2 separate regions of the Homo sapiens genome follow, and region 2 is linked to region 1. Evidence: read pairs that join two places in POLR2A ChIA-PET (ENCODE). Cell type or tissue: PC-3. All regions are shown on one strand. Links, peaks and the distances in the headings refer to the core of each region. The heading gives the core; the rest is flanking DNA. Region 1 holds the start of LOC124902451 (a long non-coding RNA gene). Region 2 overlaps ECD (ecdysoneless cell cycle regulator).

Region 1 (5,382 bases), core at 303-5,302:
CCCTAGATTAGCAGCAGGTACTTTTTCAGCCTCTGCAGAAACAGAATAGAATGATACTCCCTTTCATAGGGCACACTGAATTATTCACATTTCTAAGCCCTCACACCTTCACCTCCAGACTGCACTCTAGACATTGATCTATGAAAAGATCCAAAATTCTCTCTACTGCAGACACTCTCTGTGGTGTGGAGCCAGCTCTTTATCAGCCTACATTTCAACTCTTACCATCTAAAAATAGAAAATGCTAATTCATACCTGGATACAATATCCTGGCTTCAGAAACTGAGACAGTAAAAACTTTTCCTAAGTAAATTAGGAAAAAGAAATTATAGAGTCGGTGCTAGAATCTAGGTAGCAAAGCAGTTGTTTAAAATAACTATCCTTGCTGGGCGCGGTGGCTCACACCTATAATCCCAGCACTTTGGGAGGCTGAGGCGGGCAACATGGGCAACCCCATCTCTACTAAAAATACAAAAATCAGCTGGGCATGGCGGCGGGTGCCTGTAATCCCAGCTACGTGGGAGGCTGAGGCACAGGAATCGCTTGAACCCGGAAAGCAGAGGTTGTAGTGAGCTGAGATCCCACCACTACACTCCAGCCTGGGCAACAGAGTGAGATTCTGTCTCAAAAAAAATTTTTTTTAATTTAAATAAAATAATTATCCTCAAGTATATAGAGACCTTTATGCAGAAAAGGTTTTTTGAACTCCTACCCTGACTGAAAACAAAATTACAAAAAAAAAAAACTTAAGCCAAACCAAGTGGTCCTATAAGGAATAATTCCTGATATGGAAAATTATTTAACAGTGGAATGGATAATCCAAGCCAGTTGGGCAATTCCTTCTCCAGCCTTAAATGATAGATTTTTATTTTTCTGGGAAGACTTTGGTGTAGTCTTTTACCTTCAGGAGTGGTGCCAGCAGCTCGCGGGCAGGACAGCAAGAACTTGAGTGAAGGAGTGCCCAGAATCTTTCCTTCACCATTTCTTGCTCAGCCACAGTGTTCCATAAAGAATATTCAGTGAGCTCTGATGATCTCTTCGAGTCAAGGGGTTCTGGCTATATCTCGGTGTGAAAACAGGAACAAACCTCCCTGTGCACTGTACGTGCCATTGAGACACCTACCTTCCACTTTGGAGACAAAGCCCAGACTCCGCTTAAGGTCAGAGCAGATCGAGTGGAGACACCATCGGAATTTTGCATCACAGCGATATTTGTTGGCACCGCAAGTGTCATAACAGACATCCAGCTGGTTGCAGCACTTTGTCATTGCTGGAATGCCCAAGTCCATCTGGGGAAAAGTGAAGGAAGGGAAAAGAAGGGGAAGAAATGCCACGTTTAGACTAAGGACCTTAGGCAACCTTGCCCACCTTGTTATTAACTAGCTGGTTCTCACATTTCTGTTGCATATCCCGATCAATTCAGAAACACCAATGACTCAGTAGAATACCAACAGTCACAGGATTACAAGTGTTCATTGTTACTTAGTTATTAGTTCAGTAAGTGATTCTGGCCATTTTTCACCTTTTGTTTTTTCAGATGTTAGTAATTTTAAAATTCAGAGGCAGCTTACAGTAATGAAAATAGAGACCAGAAGGGTAGTCAAGAGAGCAGAACCATAGGGCTTCTAAATTTAATTAACACTTAACAGTCCCATATGAGATTTTGTGTGAGCAAAGGATTCTACGGCTAAGAAGTATAAAAAAAAATTCAGCCTCCGTTCATCAAAAGATCACCAGCATCCCAGACAGCACTATTTTAAGGGTGTGCGTGTGTGTGTGTGTGTGTGGGTGTGTGTGTTGGAAAGTAGAGTGGGTATAGAACACACAGCTCCTGATCACAAGAGGACTGTGGTCAAACCACAACATCTCACACACACCCATCATTACTAAGCATCCTATAAACAACTGTAAATGTAGTGGCATAAACTGTGTCACTAAGTTCATAAAATGCCACGTGTCTGGGTACGGTGGCTCACGACTGTAATCCCAGCACTTTGGGAGGCCAAGGTGGGTGGATCACTTGAGGTCAGGAGTTCGAGACCACTCTGGCCAACATGGTGAAACCCCATTTCTACTAAAAATACAAAAATTAGCAGGGCGTCGGGTGTGTGTGTGTGTGTGTGTGTGTGTGTGTGTGTGTGTGCAGATTTCTATGATGTCAGCTCTCCAAACATAGCCAATTTGGCACTACTAACATGAAGTCAGCTGCTTGCAAAAGTCATGACAATATGTAACAATCAGCTCTCACTGGCCAGCACCAGCTGGCTCTAGCACATCACTGGAATGGTTCACTAATTTCAATAAGTCAAACCTGTCAGATCTATCTCAAATTAAGTTATGTCATGATGCCCTAAGCCTCAGCTGACATTTTCAGTGGTGATTTCAAAGTTCTGATCCACTACCAAGGGCTTATCTGAGGGACAGCTGTCCCTGAGAAAAGGAAATCAGATATCTTCTTTAAAAATTCTCTCCCTCATATCCAATTTAAAATACTTAATTGTATTCTTCAACTTTTTTCCAGAAATAATCACTTCCATCAAGGATAACTCTAGGATTGCTCTCAGTCAAAACCAACCAACCAAGAAGGTAATGCTGGCAGTACATACACTTTCTGGTACCTTGAGACCCAGGAAATAGGAGCCGCAGCCATTGGGCTCTTGGGGCTTGTAGCCAGGTCTGGGCATTGGTGCCTTTCCTTGCAGGAGGAAGAAAGGAAAGAAGCAAGAAGAAATATTTAGAAATCAAGCATTTGGGAACATTCATCAAATGAAAATTTTCTAAAAGCATATTTCACTTTTTCTTTAAAAGTCACTGTTCCTCACATCCAAATCAGGTGATGATGATGATGATGATGTCACAGAAGAATAATGACTTTCAAACCACTTTGACTTTTTCCCCTAATCTCAAAAAATTTCATGAGCACTTTTTTTTTTTTTTTGAGACAGGGTCCCTCTCTGTTGCCCAGGCTGGAGTGCAGTGGTGTGATCTTGGCTCACTGCAACCTCCACCTCCTGGGTTCAAGCAATTCTCCTGCCTCAGCCTCCCGAGTAGCTGGGATTACAGGCATGTGTCACCACGCCCAGCTAATTTTTGTATTTTTAGTAGAGACAGGGTTTCACCATGTTGGCTAGGTTGGTCTCGAACTCCTGACCTCAAGTGATCCACCCGCCTTGGCCTCCCAAAGTGCTGGGATTACAGGCGTGAGCCACCACACCCAATAAGCACTTATTTACTGACATTTCTAATGTTTTTTAAGTGCATAACATTGAAGATAAGGGCCATGGCAAAACCCAACTAAAACTCAAGGTTCCTCATTCCTTCACTGCAAGACCACACACCACTCAAAGAACAAGCAGAACACAACTTGATCGTACACTTAAGGAATCCGAATTGTAGCAGCACCACAAAAGGGTTTAACTTGCAGGAAATTCAAGCAAGATTCCATAAACGTAGACAGAGTATTATTGAGTAAAGAGCAAAGAAATTACCCTGATGTGATATCTTAGGCATTTCTTTCATAGAACTAAGCAGAAATGATCTGAACAGCTTTGAATTTCTGTTTTTTAAGATCTTTCAAATGTGTAGAGAGAAGCTTTATCAGTTGTATCAATGGCAGTGCTCACAGGTAAAGATAACCTTGACCTGAGATGACCTCAGGACAGCCATCTGCAGTGGGTATTTTATCCCATTATCCAGATAAGAAACTCGGGCTAAGAGGTCGCATGACTTGCCTACCATCATAGAGAAAGTGGGGGAAATAGGATATAAAGTCAGATTTCCTGTTTGTCTCCAAAGCCTATGCTCCTTCACCACATATCTGCCTCTTTTTAGGAGATACAAGACCCTAGTGTAAGACTGGGGAAATGTGCTAAGAATAATTAATCCTTAGAGTAAGGCATATGACAGTTTCTTTCTTTCTTTTCTTTCTTTCTTTTTCTTTCTTCCTTTCTTTCTTTTTCTTTCTTCCTTCCTTCCTTTCTTCCTTTCTTCCTTCCTTCCCACCTTCTTTCCTTCCTTCCTCCTTTTCTTCTTCTGCTTTTCTTCTTTCTTTCTTTCTCCTTCCTTCCTTCTTCTCCTACCAGGTATTTATTTTTAATTATTTTATATCATGAAATATTTCAAAACTGTTGAAAAGTCAGAGAAACAAACAGCCATGTACCAAATGCACAAACATAATAAATGTTAACATTTGCCAAACTTGCTATAAATTTTTTTTAATTAAATGTGACAGTTCAAGTACAGGTTCAGGTGCAGTTGAAGCCTCTTTGCACTCATCATTCTGTTTTAATTTTTAGATACTAAGTTTATGTTTTAAAGCCCTCACTTCGTATCATTCTGCAAAATTGTCTTGATTATTCTTGGACCTTTACTCTCACAAAGAATTTTGCAATTTTTTTGAATTTGTAGAATCAACTTAGTAAATTCTACAAGAAAAATGGCCAAGAATTTGATTGAAAAATCCATTGAATGTATAGATTTGGAGACAACTGCCTTTCTTAGGATACTCAGTCTTCCCAAATATGGACACGGTATAGTTCTCTATTTACTTAGGTCTTTCTGTATGTCATTCAACAGAGCACTGCAATTTTCTCCATATTGTATATTATACTTTCTATATACCTATATTATTCAGATCCTTAAACAAGATAGAATATCTCATAAAAATCCAGAGCTAAGACTCATGCCTCTGGTATAGTAAATCTGCACTTTCCTGGAACCCAGGCTGCTTCTAGCTTTCTGCTCTACCAGCCCTGGAGTGTAGCCCTGGCTCTCATGGTCTAAGATGGCATTTCAGCCAACACATCCATATTACCTGTAGCAGGATGGCAGGAGTTGGAAGGGTCCAGCCCCTCTCTTCAGTAAACACACTCCAGAATGTTATACACGTCACTTCCTCATACTTCCCTCTGGCCAGACCTTAATCAAATGGCAAAATCTGGTTGCCAAGGTGGGCTAGGAAATGAAGTGGGCAGCCATGAGCCCAGCTAAAACGTGGAAGGAGGGGCTTTATACTGTAGAAAAGGGGAAGAATGGATATTAGGGGACACTAAGCAGTTTCTGCCACAGTTTGGGTATTTGTTGCTGTGATACATGTGGTTATAAGATTGTGGTCCAAGATGACTTCCAATGATCCCCACCTCCTGGTATTCACCTCCTTGTATATAGTCCCAGGAGTGGTCTGTGTGACCCAGAGAATACTGCAGAAGTGGAGGTGTGTTCCTCCTAAGATTAAGCTATAAAAGACCATGATTTCTGTCTTGGGCTCTCTTACTCTCCCTCTCTCTCACCGTTCACTCTAGGGGAAGTTATGTCATGAACAGTCCCATAGAAAGACCCATGCGGCAAAGAACTAAAACCTCCTGCCAATAGCCACATGAATTT
Region 2 (5,382 bases), core at 224-5,223, 200 kb after region 1:
CTTTCAGGGAAGCCTCTTCGCCAGGTTCGTGTGTTTCAAAGTCCAAGTCATCATCACTATCTAAACATTCAAAGTCTTCATCATCCAGATCATCAGAATCTGACTCATTAGGCCTTGGCCCTACACAGATCCCAAGAAAGAAAGAGCCACTTAGTAATTATTATTATTATTATTATTATTATTATTATTTAGTTACTACACATCTCAAAATAATTAGAATGTTACCCACAGAAAAAGACTAATACACACAGTCAGTCTACTTCACAAAAATCCCTTCTACAAATGGTAATGCTGGCAGATATGTGTGCATTTAATGTTGTGGAAAAGCGTACAAGCTGAATCAAAAGATTTAGCTTAAAAAAAAGTGAATTCAATTAATTAAAATATTTTTCTTAAAAAATTTTTAAAAATACCTAATAAATGAATACATTTTGATGTAAACATTCAAGCCATACAAGTATTGTCTCCAATCTCACTCTCTCCCCAGAGGTAAGCATCTTTTAGCAGTTTCCGGGTATCCCAATCTTTCTCTCTGCAGTTCTGTACATATATACATATTATAATTATTTTTTGAGTTATCTTTTTATTACTGATTTGTAAGTACAGTAATTCCAAAAAAGAACAATATAATATGGGAGCCAAGGTAAAACCCTATTTAAACACACAGCATTCAGTCACTCTCAAATATTTAATGAGGCCGGGCACGGTGGCTCACGCCTGTAATCCCAGCACTTTGGTAGGCTGAGATGGGCGGATCATGAGGTCAGGAGATCGAGACCATCCTGGCTAACACGGTGAAACCCCGTCTCTACTAAAAATACAAAAAAATTAGCTGGGTGTGGTGGCAGGCGCCTGTAGTCCCAGTTACTCAGGAGGCTGAGGCAGAAGAATGGCATGAACCCAGGAGGCGGAGCTTGCAGTGAGCCGAGATCGTGCCACTGCACTCCAGCCTGGGCAACAGAGCGAGACACTGTCTCAAAAAAAAAAAAAAAAAATTAATGAGCAGCTACTATATATGTCAAACACTAAGCTAGGCAGCCTCTACAAAATTATTCATGGGTAGTAATTCATGGTTGAAAGCAACTCAAACCAGGAAGAGAAAGCAAACATTTTGGCTTCTGAGATATCTCATAAACCAATGCTCTAGCAACAGCCATACTACTAACAGTTTCAAAATGAAAGTCAACATCACACCACTACTTACCTAAAATCTTATCAAAATAATTAAGAAAAGAATCTGCATCAAAAGTGATTGGAGCCTCAGAAGGTTCTCTGCAATATTAAAGGACAAAGACAATTAATTTATTCTAAATACAACTCTTTGAAACTTTTCTAAAGTGGTGCCATTCTTAGGAAAGCTACCAAAGATAGAATTTCTAAGGAGGCACAGCAAGAAAAGTTGTAGTTTAAGTTTTAAAAATCCTTGAGTTTACTGGCCTTGCAGGACAACAGAAATGGGAAAGTCTGATAAATGAAAAGTAAAAATTGCATCTTGTTTATGTACATTTAGCTTATGCTGATTTAGGGACCTACCCACTCTCTAGCCCCAATAAGATATCTAGCATTAGCAAAACCATTATTTATTTGAGTTAATTTAAATAAAGCCTGTTCTTTTAAGAACTAAAGCTTAAAAAATAAACAAGAACATATCTTCCCTTATCCCTGCTTTCTTAAAGAGAGAATACCAAATATAAATTTATATCTTTCATCAGGTTCAAGAGCATCAACACTAATAATGATATATTTGATACACAAGTAACAGTTTTTTTTGTTTTGTTTTTTTTTTGAGACGGAGTCTTGCTCTGTCACCCAGGCTGCGGTGCAGTGGCACGATCCCAGCTCACTGCAACCTCTGCCTTCCGGGGTCAAGCGATTCTCCTGCCTCAGCCTTTCAAGTAGCTGGGATTATAGGCGTGCGCCACCATACCCGGCTAATTTTTGTATTTTTAGTAGAGATAGGGTTTCACCATGCTGGCCAGGCTGGTTTTGAACTCCTGACTTCGTGATCTGCCTGCCTCGGTCTCCCAAAGTACTGGGATTACAGGCATGAGCCACCGCGCCCAGCCTACAAGTAATAATTCTATCTACCTGTTTTTCCTGTTATTTGCCAAATGTAGTTTCATATTTCTGTTATTATTTCTGCCTCTGATGAATTCCTTTTTCAGTATCCAATCTGCTTGCAGGGTGGGAGATCAGAGGTCTGAACTTGTTGAAAGTTAAATGTTGAGCCCATAAAGCTACTAAAGAGTAAAGTATATGGTTTCCCTGTGTGGTTCTGGATGATGGTTTTTAGGGTGATCTTTCTGGCTTATTTCAAGGATTGCAAAGGATGAGGCTTCTAGAAATCTGACTTCAAATAAGTAAGTTATCACTATACTAGGCACAAAAAAGAAAGCAAGCAGTACAACTCATTTACTCAAAAAAAAAAAAAAAAAGTGGAAATGGCAATGACTATGACTTCAACATTTGGGTTCTAGCTATTTATATATTTATACTTTAACACAAATTACCGAGGCAGCTCTGCTCCCTTGTGGGTTGAGACTTTGGATATGAAAGCTTTCATGCTCTCTGAGACTTCAGTTAAGTCATAGTTCTGCTCCTTCTCCTCCTTGGAAACAGACTCGGATTCTTTTTTGCCAACAGCTTCCTGCAGCAGCTGGTCCAGCTGATCTGGTGAGAGATCTAACCACTGGTCATCTGAAAAAGAAGAAAGCATAATACTGCCATTCTACATTCACATAAGTCCTCTTAGGAGAGGATCCTGTGAGACTGAGTAGAACATTTTAATTTTTTTTTTTTAACCCTTCCACTGTATCCTGGTCCATCACTTACCATCCTCTGGGGGAAGATTAGCTGCTTCTTTCTTAAGGTCTTCTATATCAAATGGTATTGTCTGTAATAAGGTTAAGATTTCTTCACCAGGGCTCATAGCAAGAGAACTATGAAAAATAAAAAACATGAGTATTTCTTCATAAGAGAACATAGAATAGTAATCATAAATACATAGTATTTTAAGGTTGGAAGGGATTAGCTAGTCTAATTTGGGGAGTGTTTTTTTTTTTTTTTTTTAAGAGATGGGGTTTCATTGTTGCCCAGAATGGACTCGAACTCCTGGGTTCAAATGATCCTCCCACTTCATCCTCCCAAGTAGCCAGCACTACAAGTACATGCCAAAACACCTGGCTCTAATTTGTTTGTTTGTTTTTAACAGAGTTTCACTCTGTCGCCCAGGCTGGTGTGCAGTGGCGCGACCTCGGCTCACCACAACCTCCGCCTCCCAGGTTGAAGAGATTCTCCTGCCTCAACCTCCCAAGTAGCTGAGACTACAGGCATGCGCCACCACACCCAGCTAATTTTTGTATTTTTAGTAAAGATGGGGTTTCACCATATTGGCCAGGTTGGTCTCGAACTCCTGACCTCATAATCCCCCTGCCTTGGCCTCCCAAAGTGCTGGGATTACAGACATGAGCCACCGCACCCAGCCTTCTAATTTGTTTTTAAGCATATTTTTAGGTTGCAGATCCCTTTTTCTCAAACAAAACTTTTACCAGGAACTCTAAAATACAGAAGGGGTCAAAGAAAAATGGCCTTCATTAAAGTGGAGGATAGGCCAGGCACAGTGGCTCATGCCTGTAATCCCAGCACTTTGGGAGGCCAAGGCGGGGAGATCACTTGAGGTCAGGAGTTCACTTGGCCAACATGGTGAAACCCCGTCTCTACTAAAAATACAAAAATTAGCTGGGCATTGTGGCACGTGCCTGTAATCCCAGCTACTCGGGAGGCTGAGGCAGGAGAATTGCTTGAACCCGGGAGGTGGAGGTTGCAGTGAGCTGCCCCAGCATGGGCGACTGAGCAAGACTCCATCTCAATAAATAAATAAAATAAAATAAAATAAAAATAAATAAATTGGAGGATAGAAGCTCAGAGATCTACACAATTGGCCTTCCTTTTTGGCTCTGAAGCAGGCTCCATGGAACATCATTATGAAGCCACTGATCTCGTATAATTCTTTCTATACATACATGCAGAGACAGGGTCTCTCTCTATATATGTATATATATGTACATACAGTTGTATTATGTTAATAGTACATATACATATAAAACACGTACTAAAAATACATAAAAATATACATATAATATATATTTTATATACGAGGAAAAGAAGATCCAGAAGGAAAGCATCAATTAAAATTTATCTAGCATGTATTAAATGCTATGCTAACACTTTAAATACATTTTCTTATTGAGTCCTTTTGTTACTATTATAGAAGGTAATAATCCTGTTTTACAGATGAGAAAACCAGAACCCAGGGAAGTTCTTTAACTTTTGCAAAGTCTGTATTACCCAGGAGGCGGAGGTTGCAGTGAGCCAGGATTGTGCCATTGCACTCCAGGCTGGGCGACAAGAGCGAGACTCCGTTGGCCGGGTGCGGTGGCTCACGCCTGTAATCCCAGCACTTTGGGAGGCCAAGGCGGGCGGATCACGAGGTCAGGAGATCGAGACCATCCTGGCTAACACAGTGAAACCCCGTCTCTACTAAAAAAAAAAAAAAAAAAAAAAATTAGCTGGGCGTGGTGGTGGGTACCTGTTGTCCCAGGTACTCAGGAGGCTGAGGCAGATGAATGGCGTGAACCCAGGAGGTGGAGCTTGCAGTAAGCCAGGATCGCGCCACTGCACCTCCAACCTGGGCACAGAGCAAGACTCCGTCTCAAAAAAAAAAGAGACTCCATAAAAAGAAAAAAAATCCTCATTCTTTAAGACTTAACTCAAATACCTCCTCCCTGAAGCCTTCCATTATCTTTCTTTTTTTAACATCTCTGCTTCAACCTTAGTGAAAGTTTATTACCTTCTCACTATGACTCTCTTTAGCATTTGATATTCCAGAATGATTTTTATTTTGCCTTTTGTTATGATTATTTGGTTTATTCTCTCTCCTAGTAACGTTTACATATTAATAATACAGAGTAGAGACAGTTCCCCATCACCTACGTGATTTTGCAAGGTATGCAAATGTTTATCCAATTAAAGCAAGTCCTTTATACAACTTGATTTGATCCATTCTTAATAGTTCAGACAGGGTGCCATCAATTTATGTAACAAATCATGTCACCATTATGTCACTCACTCAACACATAAGTATCTCTGTGCATAGTTTCTTTTTTTTCTTTTTCTAAGACAGGGTCTCACTCTGTCGCCTAGGCTAGAGTGCGTGGCATGATCACAGCTCACTGCAGCCTTGACTCTTGGGATCAAGCAATCTTCCTATCTCAGCAAGTAGCTGGGATTACAGGCATTAGCCACTGTGCCTGGCTATTTATTTATTTTTAATTTGAGTAGCTGGGATTACAGGTGCCCACCACCTCATCCGGCTAATTTTTT

The links. ChIA-PET counts read pairs that join two places held together with the same protein. Peaks named below come from ENCODE experiments on the same cell type or tissue, not always from the same donor. Only the 100,000 strongest peaks of a DNase experiment are listed, where the experiment ranks them.
Region 2: POLR2A ChIA-PET joins it to region 1 with 15 read pairs; 2 of 35 experiments call an interaction of 5 or more read pairs at or near these places.

The regions. Positions count from the first base shown.
Region 1 is chr10:72,940,046-72,945,427 of GRCh38, forward strand. PLA2G12B (phospholipase A2 group XIIB) reads right to left here. Exons shown (of 4, transcript NM_032562.5): 2 at 2,607-2,695; 3 at 1,124-1,289. LOC124902451 (a long non-coding RNA gene) reads left to right here and starts at 2,101. Exons shown (of 3, transcript XR_007062191.1): 1 at 2,101-2,586; 2 at 5,301-5,382. In PC-3, for the core only: no CTCF peak of the experiment used is centred there; no DNase peak of the experiment used is centred there; H3K27me3 peaks cover 3,315 bases.
Region 2 is chr10:73,136,799-73,142,180 of GRCh38, forward strand. It overlaps ECD (ecdysoneless cell cycle regulator), which reads right to left. Exons shown (of 14, transcript NM_007265.3): 10 at 2,833-2,939; 11 at 2,511-2,697; 12 at 1,205-1,272; 13 at 1-120. Among named protein-coding and RNA genes, the nearest start is that of SNORA11F, 13 kb to the left of the region's middle. In PC-3, for the core only: no CTCF peak of the experiment used is centred there; no DNase peak of the experiment used is centred there.